Regions from separate parts of the Homo sapiens genome. Here region 2 is linked to region 1. A link is a loop called in an ENCODE intact Hi-C map of the cell type or tissue named here. Cell type or tissue: heart right ventricle. All regions are shown on one strand. Each heading gives the region's core, and the rest is flanking DNA. Links, peaks and the distances in the headings are about the cores only.

What was found. Peaks named below come from ENCODE experiments on the same cell type or tissue, not always from the same donor. Only the 100,000 strongest peaks of a DNase experiment are listed, where the experiment ranks them.
Region 2: it touches region 1 in a loop (3-fold over the local background); 42 of 110 quality-filtered maps call a loop at or near these places.

What each region holds. Positions count from the first base shown.
Region 1 is chr12:122,052,606-122,057,128 of GRCh38, reverse strand. It overlaps BCL7A (BAF chromatin remodeling complex subunit BCL7A), which reads right to left. Exons shown (of 6, transcript NM_001024808.3): 5 at 2,203-2,324. Among named protein-coding and RNA genes, the nearest start is that of LINC02985, 8.4 kb to the left of the region's middle. RefSeq lists an enhancer at 1,737-2,351. In heart right ventricle, for the core only: a CTCF peak has its summit at 2,631 (motif pointing left); a DNase peak (open chromatin) is centred at 2,608.
Region 2 is chr12:122,201,532-122,206,054 of GRCh38, reverse strand. It overlaps LRRC43 (leucine rich repeat containing 43), which reads right to left. Exons shown (of 12, transcript NM_001098519.2): 12 at 2,584-2,740. The coding sequence ends at 2,613. It overlaps B3GNT4 (UDP-GlcNAc:betaGal beta-1,3-N-acetylglucosaminyltransferase 4), which reads right to left and starts at 2,346. Exons shown (of 3, transcript NM_030765.4): 1 at 2,254-2,346; 2 at 1,371-1,533. The coding sequence starts at 1,436. RefSeq lists a silencer at 2,032-2,661. In heart right ventricle, for the core only: no CTCF peak of the experiment used is centred there; DNase peaks (open chromatin) are centred at 2,344 and 2,594; H3K4me3 peaks cover 1,897 bases; H3K27me3 peaks cover 2,500 bases.

The DNA.
Region 1 (4,523 bases), core at 1,374-3,873:
CCCATGGCCTGTTCTGCTTCTTCACGTCACCCTGTTTCACTCTCTCACGGCACTTAGTGGGACTCTGTGACCTACTTGTGTCTGCTTATCCTGAGCCCATTGTCAGCCCCACTGTGGCAGGCAGGGATTAGGTATAGCCCCTGGTCCATGGTGGGTTCTCAGAGATAAATGTTGCAGAGGAGAGGCCTCGAGTAGGACATGCGATGGACTTGCAGAGACAGTGACATGAGCCCCTTCTGGGGGACCCTGGGAGCAGGGATCGCAGGGAGTCAGGAAGGCTACCTTTCTGTCCTTTCTCTCCTTTTTTCTGTATTTATTTTTTTGAGACAGGGTCTTGCTCTGTCACCCAGGCTGGAGGGCAATGGTAGGATCATAGCCCACTGCAGCCTTGAACTCTCAGGCTCAAGCAATCCTCCCGCCTCAGCCTCCAGAGTAGCTGGGACTATAGGAGCGCACCACCATGCCTGGCTAATTTTCTTTTTCTTTTTGTTGGAGAGACGGGGTCTTGCTATGTTGCCCAGGCTGGTCTCGAACTCCTGGCCTCAAGTGATCCACCTGCCTCAGCCTCCCAAAGTGCTGGGCTTACAAATGTGAGCCACTGCACCCGGCCAAAAACGTATTGCTTGAAATGTCAGGCTGTCTGCTTTACTGGAGTACATCCTCCATGTCACTCACACACCTAGCTCTGTGGACAATATGTGTGTCGGTGTGCCTGTGAAAATGGTGGAAGAGGCCCAATTTTAGGTCTGGGTCTCCTGGAAGCAAGAGTGTGGGGTAGTGGGGGCGATGTGAGAATGGGGGACTCCTGGCATTTCCAGGTACTGCGGGGGAGCATTGGATACTCTCAGGGTATGGATCAAAGTTTCAAGCTGAGCTTTTCTTCTCTGAGATCAAGAGGCCCAGAGATCCCAGCCGACAACTTTGGTCTTAATATAAATCACCAGGCTTTGGTTTCTACTGTTTTTAACCAGATGGGCTCATGCTACGCCTGCGGATCTGCAGCTTGCTTTTCTCACTGCACGCTGCAAGAATGTTTATCAGAACCTGGAAGGCACAACCATGCTCTTCTAGATGGCTGCGCCCTAGTCTGTCTCAGACAAGACCCCAGATTTCCCTAAGCAGCCCCTTAGAGCTAGGGCATGTGGAGGGGGTTCCATGGGGTGAGGTTCTGGAAAGGGACCTGCCAATCAAAGGGTTTAAAGATTTTGAAGTTGCCAGGCGCAGTGGCTCACGCCTGTAATCCCAGCACTTTGAGAGGCTGAGGGAGTGGATCATTTGAGGTCAGGAATTTGAGACCAGCCTGGCCAACATGGTGAAACCCATCTCTACTAAAAATACAAAAATCAGCCAGGCAGAGTGGTAGGCACCTGTAATCCCACCTACTTGGGAGGCTGAGGCAGGAGAATTGCTTGAATCCAGGAGGTGGAGGTTGGAGTGAGCCGGGATCATGCCACTGCACTCCAGCCTGGGTGACAAAGTGAGACTCTGTCTCGAAGGAAAAAAAGTCTAGAGGATTTACAGTGAAAAATCCTAATAGTGGTCATGGCCAATGACACCTCTGCATCTTGTGTCCGCTCCATGCTAAGTGTTTTACCCAAGTTCTCCCATCGAATCCTCACGGTGGCCCTAAGACAGTTCCGTGATCCCATTTTGGGAGCTGGGATTCAAACTTGGGCCCGACTCTGGGAGGTTTGCTCCTAACCACCGGGCCCCACTGCACCTGTGCTGACTCATTCAGACCAGATTCCAACACAGAGTGATGCCCTGGAGAGGGGCCCATGCAGTGCAAGTGGGGCCAGCAGCACCGCTCCGTCGGAGGCCCCACCACTTAGGTTTCTGAAGTCTTGTCTTCCCAGCTCTAAAGGTCACCGATCTGGGGATCACTGAGATGAGGCAATGCCTGTGTGAACCTGAACAGACAAAACGTAGCAGCCGAGGCTGGGTTCAAGGTCCCTTCATCCTCCTCCGACCCAGAGGCTCCTTGAGGGCAGAGGCCACAAGTCTCATTATCCCTCGGCCCCAGAGCCCAAGGCAGAGCCCAGGACTGTGTTCATGGACATAGCCCAATGGACAAATGACAGTTCCAATGGTCCAACGACAAAACAACAAAACACAATGACGAAACACCTTTCAACGTACCCCCGACAACCCAATGGGCTCCCGGCCGATCTGGCTGCCCCTCTGAGACCTCGAGCGAGGTACCTGAGAGATTGCAGACGTCTCTGCGGCCAGACCCGAGTCTCCAGACGGCTGCCGATCTACTTTCTCTGAGCTGTTCATCGAATGTTCCATCGAGGACTGTGAATTCTGCTCATCAGAAGCATCTGAGGGAAGAGCAAGACGACAGGAGCTGTTTTCAGACACGTGAGAGGCGGGGCCGGTGGGGCCAAATACTGAAAATACCTTGAATCGGGTAGTTTTGGGGCCAGTGGTCTTTGAAGGCTACAATGAGCTGGGGGGCTGGAGGGCTGGGGAGTCTCCTGTTGATTTTTCAGTGGCGCTGTTTCCAGCAGCCAGGTCACACACGGACCCTGGCGTCTGCAACCCTCTCCTGCACACTTAGCTGCTGAGGGCCCTGGGAGGCGACTGGAGGAGGCTGCAGTCTCTGTGCTGCGTGCACCCAGCACCCCCTGGCGGCCGCAGTGCGCACCAACAATCATGGCTGTCAATTCCTCTCTCCCGCAGCCAAGGTGGCTTCGTCCTAACCTTTTGTAAACATTTCTCTTAATAATATGGGTATTTGGCCGGGCACGGTGGCTCAGGCCTGTAATCCCAGCACTTTGGGAGGCCGAGGCTGGCGGATCACGAGGTCAGGAGATCGAGACCATCCTGGCTAACACGGTGAAACCCCGTCTCTACTAAAAATACAAAAAATTAGCCGGGCGTGGTGGCGGCGGGCGCCTGTAGTCCCACCTACTCGGGAGGCTGAGGCAGGAGGATGGCGTGAACCCGGGAGGCGGAGGTTGCAGTGAGCCGAGATCGCGCCACTGCACTAAAGCTTGGGTGACAGAGCGAAACTCCGTCTCAAAATAATAACAATAATAAGGGTATTTTTCCGATTGCCAGAGCAATGACTGACCATTGCAGGAAACAGAAAAGTACAGAAAAAATAAAGTTAAAAATCACCTGTCACCACCCAGGGACCACCCCACTAATGTTTTAGAGGATTAATTCCCGTCTTTCCAGTTTCCCCTCCCTCCATGCGTACAAATTTTCTCCTCTTCCCAAATGGGGGTCATGTGGTATTTCGGAGGAATTCTTCATGTCTTTAAAGGTTCTTTAAATATCACAGCTTACAAGATGGCCGCACACCATTCCATCAAGGAATCGCCAGTAGAATGAACCCAGTTATTCGGGTGATTTCTCATGCCTGTCTTCCTGCTGCTCCACCCCAAGTTTTCTTTAGCAGAAGGAAGGTGCAGGCTGGATGGGGCGGGGGGGTGGGTGCAGCTTGGGAGGAGGCAGTGGCGGCAGCGGTTTTTCCTAAAGCTTACTGGACACAGAGCCAGACACTCGTGAAGGGGCAGCAAAAATCCTACCCGAGGCCCGGACACCATGGTACCCTGATGTTAAAAAGCACACACGAAACGAATCCTAGAGAATGCCTGTGCGACCAAGACTTCCCTGCTGGGGTTTCTGAGGCAGAGTAATAACAAAGGGGAAAATAACCCATGCTTAAGTTTAAAAGCAAGCAGGCAAGATGGGAAGAAGAAGGAGACAGTGCAGGGCCTGGGACAGGCCGGGACACAGAGGGCGGGGGAACGGGACAGCAAGACCCTCCTTCCCAGGGAGTCTGAGCAGGGTTGACACTTACTTCTCAGACTAGGAGCCCTGGCCGGGCGCGGCGGCTCACGCCTATAATCCCACCACTTTGGGAGGCCAAGGCAGGCGGATCACTTGAAGTCAGGAGTTCAAGACCAGCCTGGCCAACATGGTGAAACCCCGTCTCTACTAAAAATACAAAAATTAGCCAGGCATGGTGGTGCACGCCTGTAATCCCAGTTACTCGGAGGCTGAGGCAGGAGAATCGTTTGAACCCAGGACCACCTCCTGGATTGGGAGCCGAGATCATGCCACGGCACTCCAGCCTGGGCGACAGAGTAAGACTGTCTCAAAAAACGACAACAACAACAAAAACAGGCTAGGCACGGTGGCTCACGCCTGTAATCCCAGCACTTTGGGAGGCTAAGGTGGGTGGATCGGCTGAGGTCAGGAGTTTGAGACCAGCCTGGCCAACATGGCAAACCCCCCCCCCCCCCCGACTAAAAAAATACAAAAGTAAGCCAGGCGTGGTGTCGCGCGCCTGTAATCCCAGCTACTTGGGAGGCTGAGGCAGGAGAATCCCATAAACCCAGGAGGCGGAGGTTCCAGTGAGACAAGATCATGCCACTGCACTCCAGCCTGGGTGACAGAGTGAGACTCTGTCTCCAAAACAAAACAAAACAAAAAACAAAACAATAAAAAAACAAAAAGAAAGAAAACATTATGCTGAGTGAGAAGTCAGACACAAAAGGCCACAGAGT
Region 2 (4,523 bases), core at 1,196-3,695, 150 kb before region 1:
CAGCTGACACCATAAACGTTCCCAGCCATTCTTCCAGGAAACTCGAGCACCTGATGAGTTTTAGGCACAGACTCAGTTTAGCTTGGATCAAATTCACTAAGTGTGGAACTGACATTCAGGGCTTTTCAAGTGGGAAGTGAAACCATTTCCCAAAAAAAGCTTGGTGCCTGTGGGGTCCTGTGTTGGGCGTCTCCAAGATGACCAGGAGTGCACTGCTTCCCTCGGAGGAGAACCAGCACCACAGGGTGGCCGTGGCCACCAAAGCACACACCCTTTACACCTGCCTCAGAGGTCGGGGCTTCCAGGAGGGAGGGAGGGAGACAAAGCCACACACCACAAGAGGGGAAGCAGGAAAGCTGGGGACTTGTATCAGGGATGGCTTCCGAGGCACCCCGCCCCGCCTTCCCACCACGTTCTAAGTGCTGATTTCTCCCAGGGACCTGAAAAGAAGGATGAGGAGACAGAATCCACCAGTGTGGCCTGCCCGAGCTCCACGTAGCAAAGCCTGTCTTCAGTTTCTCATTTTTGTCCCTCTGGTGTCTCCCTCTGCCCCAGTCCCCTCCCCTTGACCTCCACTGCCAAGTCATCCTGTCCCTTCACTTCTGACCAGTCTGCCGCATTGGCCACTGCCACAGCCGCCGTCACCAGAAAAGCAACTGCTAGGTGCTAGGGATGCAGTGGCAAGCAAGACAGGGTCGCTGCCCTCTCAGAGGGGAGCACAAAACGCATAGGAACCAGGTATGTTGAGAAGTTACAGTCTAATGCAGAGAATTGGCTGACGCGGAGGACGGATCCCATAGCCAAGGGTAGCTAAAAAGCCCTCCTTGATGGAGGGACGTTTGAGCAAGAACTGAGTGAGGAATGGCACCTTGCGTGAAGACCTGGGGTCTCTGCAGGCCGTGGGCAGAGTCAGGCAGCTCCAGGGCAGGAGAGAGGGGAGAAAGAAGGGAGACGGGGGCCCAGCAGGTTTACAGTAGGAAGAGGCCAGCCCGGCTAGTGAAAGAGCTAAGGGTTTTGTTGGTTTTTTTTGAGACAGTGTCTCTGTCACCCAGACTCTAGTGCAGTGGCACAATTATAGCTCACTGCAGCCTGGAACTCCTGGGTTCAAGCGATCCTCCGGCCTCGGCCTCCCCAGTAGCTGGGACTACAGGCGTGCAGGGCCCGGCTAATTTATTTTTTGTAGAGATGTGGTATCTTTTGTTGCCTGGGCTGGTCTGGAACTCCTGGCCTCAAGCGATCCTCCCGCCTTGGCCTCCCAAAGCGTTGGGACTACAGGCGTGAGCCACCGGCCAGAGTTTTCTGAGCCCCCTGGAGATCTATGCGGGGGTGGGGGACAAGGGGGTCTGGCAGAGGCGGTGAAAGAATCTGACCTTTGGTAAAAGGCCACTCCTACCGCCCCTTCCCTGGTGGGCTGCGGAAGGCTGGGGAGGAAGCATGAACGGCAGCTGGAGACTGTCTCCGTGCTCAGGATGCCGGGCGGCGGCGGCGGCGGGGTCGAAGCGAGATGAGTCTCAGGTGTGCGAGCACCGCGGGCTGTGGACGAGAGGCCCGGGCGGGCGGCGGTGCCATTCACCGAGAAGGGCGCACAGCAGGTGGCTTGGTTCCGTCCCAGGAGGTTTCAGCCCAGGCTGCGCCGCGGCCCGGGTGGCCCCTGTCCCGCCGCGGGCGTCCCCAGGCGCTGGCCGCACGGCCTCGCCCCGCCGCCCTCCGAGCCGCGGAGACCCCAGAGCCCGGCTCTCCACCCGCCGCGGAGCGCACGACCCCGTCTGGTGGGGCGCGGGTCCTGAGGCTGCGCTCGGCCTTGGGCGGCAGCCGCCTCGGATCCCCACAGGACTCGGTGACCCAAAACGCCCTGGCGCGGGCAGGGGGCGAACTCTGGTTCATTCTTTCAACGCGACAGTCTCCGAAGGGCTGACGGCAGCAGAGACCCACTCTGCGGGGACCCCCGGGCCGGGGTTGGCAGCAGCGCTGCGCGTCGGGCGCGGGCGGCCCAGGCTGGCGGGGTCTACCGCGCCCGGCTCCAGCCTCTGTCCCCAGCCTGGAGAACCGAAGCCGAGCGGCCCGTGGGCCCCGAGCCGTGCCCGCCGAGGCCAGACTCGCGCCGCACCCGGGCGGGGCCGGCGTCCTCGCGGGGACCCTGGGGGACCGGGGAGCGGGCCGCGGGGTGCAAAGGCACGGCCGCCCTGGCGACGCCCCTCCCTGCACGGTGACCCAGCCTCCCTCACAGCAGCGGCGTCCCGGCCCCCAACCTACCTGAGCGTGACGCCGGGGTACGGGCGTGGAGCTCGTGCAGCGGAGCCAGGGCGGATGGCGCCCAGGTGCGCGGAGCTCTCGGGGCTCGGGAGTGGGCGGGGCTTCTGGAGGAGGTGGGAATTTGGGGCGGGGTTCTGGCGGGGGCGGGTTTGGGGCCTCCCCGGACCCAGCCGCGGGTCTCCGCAGCGCCGGAGGCTGGACGCACGCGTCCCGCGCCCGGTCCTGGGGTCCGCACGAGCCGGGTCGGGCAGAGGCTGCTCCTCCTCCCCAGGACGCCGGCGCCACACCCGCCCCCCGACGCGTGCGGCGGGACAGAAGCGGAGGCGGGAGTGCTGGGAACAGCCTTTACTGCCCACGCCCTACACGGCGAACATGCGCAGAGCCTCCTCCGCCGAGCGGCACTGGTTCAGCTGGATCTGCACCTCTACGGTCAGGGGCTCAGGGTGGTAATCGCCTTCGTAGATCGGAATCACGGCTTTCGGCTTTTCTGAGAAAATTTAAGTGCGAGCATGAGCCCCGGGAGACGGATGGGCTGGCGTTCTCGGCCGCCCTGACCCATCCCATATGCAAGCCCTGGACCCTGTCCCAGCGGGAGCACAGTTTTGGTCCTCGGGTGTTAACAGTAATAAGAAATAAAATTAAATTGTATTTAATTAGATCATTTAATAAATCGCAGCTGTTTGAGTTGCAAGACTGGCTGCTTTTTGCTTTGAGACAGTGTCGTGCTCCGTCGCCCAGGCTGGAGTGCGGTGGCATGATCCCGGCTCACTGCAACCTCCGCCTCCCAGGTTCAAGCGATTCTCCTGCGTCAGCCTCCAAGTAGCTGGGATTACAGGCGCCTGTCACCACGACCGGCTATTTTTTGTAGTTTTAGTAGAGACGGGGTTTCACCATGTTGGCCAGCCTGGTCTCGAACTCCTGACCTCAAGTGATCCGCCTGCCTAGGCCTCCCAACGTGCTAGGATCACAGGCGTACACTACCGAGCCCAGCTGCAGATATTTTCTTAAAAATGAAGTAATTATAGCACTTCAGGGGAAACAACTGAAAGCATTTCAATAAATGTATAACATTTGCCCTAAAAATGAGACAACATTGTATCTGCCACCATGAATTTACCAATTTTCCAATACGCAAAGACCTTTCTAATGATGTGGGTGGTGATAGTAAAGAACGTGATCTTTGGAAAATGTATAGTGACAGGTGTCAACTGTTGGAATATCTGCATAAGTCTGTTAACCTGTAGTTTACAAGTAACTCATGCATGTTACAAACTGCATGGTAAAATATCCGTTCAAAATGCAAACTAGATTAATGAATTTTAATCTGATTATGAAAAATTCAATATAGATTGTTTTCACATTGTAACAACCTTTAAGAAATTACCACTTGTCAAATTTGGTGTAATATTAAAGAAATTATATTATTTTAAGGTCTATTAAAATACTCCCTCTTTTCCAATTATGGGCCTGAGGTTGGATTTTCTTTGTGCACGTCAATTACAGCAACATATTGCAAGCAGTTGACTGCAGAAGTAGCTGTAAGAATCCAGCTGTCTTCAATTAAGCCAAACATTAAAGAGATTAAAAAAAAAAAAACCTTTTTAAGGCCATCTTAACCCACAGATAAGTATCACAAATCACATGTTCATATAGGCATGGGTTTTGAAGTCCAGCAGCATATGCCCTCCAACGTTTACTTCTTCAGGCTGGCGTGAAATGGCGCGATCTCAGCTCACTGCCACCTCTGCCTTCCAGGTTCAAGCGACTCTCCTGCCTCAGTCTCCTGAGTAGCTGGGATTACAGGCACCCACCACCGCACCTGGCTAATTTTTGTGTTTTCAGTAGAGACGGGGTTTCACCATGTTGGCTAGGCTGGTCTCGAACTCCTCACCTCAGGTGATCCGCACGCCAAAGTGCTGGGATTACAGGCGTGAGCCACCATGTTGGGCCTGTTTCCACTTTTCGGCTTCAGTATGATGGGTTGCTCTGCTATGATCGGGCCTCATGCTTTTTGCAGCCACCTCCCACGGCACTCCCTGTCTCCTTTCTCTCCCTCCCAGTTGGTTGTTCTTTCTGAACCTCAAACCTGAGACGCACCCATTTCAGATGCTTCTCCAGCTCCCCACAGGACAAGCCCAGGCCCCTCTTACAGCAAATAAGGGCCGATGGCCTGAAGCTGGAGGCAGACACCTCGGAACCAGATGAGCCCCAGGCAGCCCCAGCTCCAAGCTCTTGCCCCGCTATGGCTCTACCACAGGTGCCTTCCCCAC